Linked DNA regions of Mus musculus: region 2 is linked to region 1. A link is a loop called in an ENCODE intact Hi-C map of the cell type or tissue named here. Cell type or tissue: left cerebral cortex. All regions are shown on one strand. Links, peaks and the distances in the headings refer to the core of each region. The heading gives the core; the rest is flanking DNA.

Region 1 (2,917 bases), core at 280-2,779:
TGTTGGTCCCATGAGGACAGAAAGCACTTCTCAGATACGTTTATTACGCCCAGAACAACCCTCAGTATGCAGTATTGGATATCGTTAAGTGAATGTACAAAAGTCAGACAACAGACATATTCCGAAGAGACTTCTGTCTCCCAGTGAGCTAATTATAAAAGTCATAATTGCCCTTCGCCTCTTAGTCTACTCTGGTGTACCTTTAATGTGCTGTTTGGTCTTGATTTTGATGCTCCAGTCTCACATGAACCTGAGTCAGAGCATCTGGTGGCAGTTAAAGAGTTACTTACAACCCAGCACTCCCCTGGCTTCCCATCCCTGCGTCTTTCTGATCACTGTAGTCTTAATTACCAGCACTGCTATGTTTCTATTTCTAGTAATGACAGAAAGCAAGAGAACATGCACGTCTTTTAAACCAGCATGGCTGTGCTGACAGGGAACAGAGTGGCAAATTTTAACCATAAGATCCACAGAGTTTTATCTGAACAGCACTCACAGTTTCATTGAGGTCTGAGTTCAGAAGTCAAGAGTTACTAAAGCTGAGAGCATCCTGTAGTAGCTTTTGTTGTATCTCTGGTAGCTACCCACTCACATTTCAGACAGACCTAGCTGTAGAATACCCTTGTTGGTGTGCCAGTCCTATCAACCCAAACCTGTAATTTTGCAGCAGTCAAATATTGTACACACACACACACACACACACACACACACACACACACACGTGACTGAACAAGACATACTTCTCAGAGTACACTAAATTTTCTTTGTGAATCCGACAGAAGAGTTCTCCAGCGGCTGGAAAAGTGTATGTGCCTGTGGTCTGTGTACTGTTTTAACCCCTTTAATGCTGGACTCCGGGTTGCTCCTCTTCTTCCTCCACCTCCTCTTCTTCCTCCTCCTCCTCTCCCTCCTCTCCCTCCTCCTCCTCTCCCTCCTCTCCCTCGATGCAGAGCCCGAGCTGGTGCACTAACCTGCGGTGTGTCTGGGCTTCTCTTCTCACCTCCTCTCTCCCCTTCTCTTTCCCTCTTGCTGTGGTGTGTCCAGAAAAGGAAGTCGAGTTCCAGCGTGCACCTAATGGTGAGCCTTGCCTGCCCACCCACCCTCCACTTCATGCTGCTTGTGCCCGCCTGCCAGCCATGCAGACCCATTCTGCCATGTGCGTGTGCGTCACTCATCCTCACTGCATGTCTGTGCTGTGTGGGCAGGTGTGGCCTGTCCTGCCAGGCGGGGGGCCATTGCCCAAGGTCACCAGTGGCCTTAGCAATGGGCACTGGAAGGTGTTATATGGCACCTCTTGCTGTGGAGGCTGAAGAGCCTCCCACATGCATTGTAGAGAGTAAAGCTGGAAGGGATTTTGGGAAAGGCGGCAAGCACAGGGAGAGACTATCTATCACTCAGGAGATATGAGCAGCTGCTTCCTGGGGCCCGAAGTTCAGTAGGCAGCTGTGTAATGAGAAGAACTAATGGTCGGCTTGTGACTCTAAACCTTGTTCTCCTGCGAAAAATCCCATTTTCCTGCTAGGTCCAGGGTTGTAGCCTGCCCACCCAGCCCTCAGGGGGAACAGCTACAGTGAGCATCTTTTCTCATGGAATGCTGGGCATGGGGAACCAGCAACCTAGTCATTATACCTACCATCCTTTATAACCACAGGTGTGGCACTTGTCTTATCTTGGAGTATTCTTCCCCTGCAAAGGTCTTAAGGTCAAACAGAGCTTTGTAAGCTGGGCACCCTTCTCCAGTCAGCCCCAACCAGGAAATCAGGAGAATTCTGCCCTCTGCTGTCTCAGGATAGGAACAGAAGATAGCAGTTGCTATGTTGTGTTTTGTTGGTGATGGGTTGCGGTTGCTGCTGTTGTTGTTAACATGGGAACTTCTTTCCAGCCGGTAGAATTCAGTAGCATCTTTATAGTGCTTGATGTTGACTCAAGATTCCATGCCTAGCCCGGGTTTTAAGAGCTCTCAGCCACTGACAGCAGCTGAGGTTATATAACTTAGATCTGGCCCATGAGGCCTCTAGACAAGAGGTAGAAGAGTCTGGATGCGGTCTGTGCAGAGAAGAAATGCATTCTGACCATCAGCACGTCTTCACTTACACTCTGAATAAAGGCACATAATGTTTGTCTCTGCCTGTGGAAGAAGTCACCTTGTGACGCTGCTCCTTCGTGGCTGTAACTACACTGGGACCCAGGGAGACTGAGTTAAACTGTTCAAGAAATCTGAAGAGGCAGAGCGCACTGGTGTGGGTCCCTGCACTGGAGATTGGCCTTCTTCCTTCCTCTCCAGCCCCTCACACTCTTTCTTGGCTGCGTCACTCTGTAATGTTTGAGAAAGCAAGGAATATCCCTGGTGGTCGAGTTGCCATTAGGAATATTGGCTTGCTGGGCGGCTTGTTCTTTCCTGGGAGCTGAGTGCTGGGACTGCAGCCACAACCACCGCTGAGAGTTGCCTGCCCTTCCCTGGGGCTGTGCCCTCACTTCCAGCTGCTCAAGTCCAGGACTTACCAGGTGGAAGATGAACAGCAGGGAGATCTGTGGCTACATTTTATACCCATGTTGAATTCCACCCCAAAGGCCAGGTGCTCGTGCTCATTTCCTTCCCCCTCTTCACATCAGGCTTGGGCTGTTGTCTTGAGAGGGGAAGGAAATGCAGGTGTCGGGGAAAGGGCAACAGGGGAGCCAAAGTTCCCAGTTTTTATTCTGCTTTAAGTCACCATCTTTCCCACCTGTAATGTGGGGAAAAAATCCTGAATTTCTTTGCATCTGGTGTGACTCTGTAGTGACGTGGCACCTGGAGTAAGCAGAAATTTCTGAAGAGATGCTTCGGCCAGTCCTGCAGGGAGGATGCCTTCAGAGCTAGGTCTCTGAGGCTCCCCAAATTGTCCATCTCTCTAACCATTGCTCCCACCCACACAGTGTT
Region 2 (2,917 bases), core at 153-2,652, 52 kb before region 1:
ACCAGAGTCTCCTTTCTACCCCTCAAGTATACTGACAGTTTTTTTGGGTTTTTTTTAAAAGAATTACTTATTTGTTGCTATCTTCAGACACACCAGGAAGGGGCATCAGATCCCATTACAGACAGTTGTGAGCCACCATGTGGTTGCTGGGAATTGAACTCAGGACCTCTGAAAGAGCAGCCAGTGCTCTTAACTGCTGAGCTAGCTCTCCAGCCCATACTGACAGTTTTTAATAATAGTTTTTATTTGTGTGTGTGTGTGTGTGTGTGTGTGTGTGTGATGTGCAATGTGTGCTTGCAGTGCCCTCGGAGGCCAGAGCACACTGAACTCCTTGGAACTAGAGTTAAAGGCAGTTGTGAGATACCATGTGGGTACCTGAACCAAACGCCATAAGTTCATTTTACTTTCTCAGCAGTAGAAGTGAGTCTGAAATTACTTTTCTTGGTTCATTGCCTTCCTATAGAAATGTAAACTCCACAAAGGCAGGGATTTTGCTGGATTCTTCCTTCCTATGTTCCAAGTGAGAAGAGCAGAGCAAAGTGTTCAGTCAAATGGATGGATGGATGGATGTGTGAATGGATGGATGGATGGATGGATAGATAGATGGATGGATGGATGAATGGATGGATAGATGAATGTGTGGATGTGTGGGTGGATGGATGGATGTGTGGATGGATGAATGGATGGATGTGAATGGATGGATGGATGTGAATGGATGGATGGATGGATGTGTAGATGGATGGATGGATGGATAGATGTGTGGATGGGTGGGTGGGTGGATGATGGATGGATGGATGAATGAATGTGTGGATGTGTGGGTGGGTGGATAGATTTGACCTCTGAGTAAAGTCTGGACACAGTGCCTTTGAAGCTAAGGTCACATTGACTTTAAGGTTTCAATTTACATCCCATGAAATCATCCCTATGGCCTTTCATTGTGTAGCCCTGGCTGTCCTGGAGCTAGTTCTAACTCTGTAGACCAGGCTGTCCTGAAACACAGAGATCTGCCTGCCTCTGCCTCCCAAATGCTGGGGTTGAAAGTGTGTGCCACCACTGCGTGACGTTTTGTTTTTCACACACTCTTCCTGTTGACTGGCTTTCAGTTGGCCTTTATCTTGACTGTTTCTCCAGGAGCTGTTGCCTTTGGGCAACCTATTTTACTTTTACAGGCTTCCCCTTCTGTAAGATGAAGTAGGTAGCTTCTGTACTCACAGGGGAGTGCATAAATTATATAGCATATGCAGAATGCATAGTGAATGTCCCTTGTAACATCATCTCCCTGAAAGCTCTAGTGTGACTCACATCCAGCCACCAGGGGGCGGCACATGCCATTCTTCCTGTCCAGCAGAGCTAGTGCAGGCGGTGGTTGGTGGCTCAGCATCTTTCGTTAGCCTCTAAGGAGGCGCTATTACCTCTCCGCTGTGCTTCATCTTCCTCTCCAAGTATCTTATCCACACCCCACCCCCATCCTTTATTCATTTCACAAATATTTAATGAGTGCCAGGCGCTGAGCGTTTAATGGAAAAAATTAGATACTTCCTGCCTTCAGTGAACACCTAGTCTAAAAGGGGACGGCAGAAGGGACAAGAATCAGAGGACCCGGGAGAGCAGAAGAGCAAGTCTACACTGCCCTCTGATCCTCTTGTTTAGACAATGGAAGGGAATTTGTTCTTATTTCTCCTTGGGGATGAACTCAGAGCTTTGCACACACTCAGTACTCTCCCATTGGGTGACTCTGCAACCCAGAAATCTTGGCTGCACACGTTACATGTTCTTACAACTCACCAAACTGCTGAGCTCAGCTTTTCAATCTGGTGCCTCAGACTCTACCCCACACCTCAGTTCCTCACATCCATACTGCGGCTCCCACCTCAAACAACCTCAGCCTCTCACCCAAAAAAATCTCAGTCCCCTTTACTCAAATCTTCTGGAACTCAATCCCTTACGTCAAATATATTGGCTCCCCCTTAAAGGGGTTCTGCGGTCGGTTTCATTTGCGTTTCCTAGCCCCTTTCTAGCTGTCAGTGGAGGGATGGGGGTAATACTCTCATCTCACCCCGTGACTTGTCTGGGAGCATGCGCACTGAGTGCTGAGCCCACTCTCCCAATGTGGCCTCCAGAACAAGGACACCTCTTACTCCGGAGTTGGGGGTTGTCTTAACGGCTTTCATTTTTACTTAGGCTTTCCTATCCGAATTATCACATCATGTTCATAGTTTTCAAATGCTCCACCATCGCTTAATTCTTTCAGAGTTCCTTGAAGAGGGCTCACGCATGATCTTATCGCCTCTTGTGAAACTGGTACTAGACTCTTACAAAGTTGGAAGGGCTCAGAGAAGCTACTGGTCCAGCAGATTTTAAACTTCCTTTTGACCAAGAGTTACACACAAGGACTGAAGAGACAGCTCAATTGTTAAAGAGCACTGACTGCTGCTCTTCCAGAGGACTAGGTTTAATTCCCAGCACCAATATGGTGGCTCATAACTATCCAGTTCCAGAGGCTCTGACTCCCTCTTCTGGCCTCAAAGGATACTAGGCACGCATCTAGTACACAGACATGTAGGCAAAAACCCATACACATTAAATAATAATAATAATAATAGTAGTAGTAGTAGTAGTAATCCCAGCACTTAGGACGTAGAGGCAGGCAGATCTCTGAGTCTGAGGCCAGCCTGTTCTATAGAATGAGTTCCAGGACAGACAGGACTACAGAGAGGAATCCTGTCTCGAAAACCCAAATACTAATGGTGATGATGATGGTGGTGGTGATACACACTTTATATTTACATACATATGCACATATATGTGTATACAGCTGGAACATGGCTGTGCAATCCTTAGCATTTAGAGTCCTATGGACTGAGCTCCTTGCATCCTAGGAACACACGGCCGACTTCATTCTCCTAGCATTGATTTA

The links. Peaks named below come from ENCODE experiments on the same cell type or tissue, not always from the same donor. Only the 100,000 strongest peaks of a DNase experiment are listed, where the experiment ranks them.
Region 2: a loop joins it to region 1, with 2.8 times the contacts of the local background. A loop is called at or near these places in 10 of 42 quality-filtered maps.

The regions. Positions count from the first base shown.
Region 1 is chr14:20,745,979-20,748,895 of GRCm38, reverse strand. Camk2g (calcium/calmodulin-dependent protein kinase II gamma) reads left to right here. Exons shown (of 21, transcript NM_001360186.1): 15 at 1,045-1,077. Among named protein-coding and RNA genes, the nearest start is that of Ndst2, 13 kb to the right of the region's middle. In left cerebral cortex, for the core only: a CTCF peak has its summit at 1,768 (motif pointing left); DNase peaks (open chromatin) are centred at 383, 1,283 and 1,815; H3K27ac peaks cover 826 bases.
Region 2 is chr14:20,797,378-20,800,294 of GRCm38, reverse strand. No RefSeq gene overlaps it. Among named protein-coding and RNA genes, the nearest start is that of Gm30108, 4.6 kb to the right of the region's middle. In left cerebral cortex, for the core only: a CTCF peak has its summit at 1,315 (motif pointing right); a DNase peak (open chromatin) is centred at 1,325.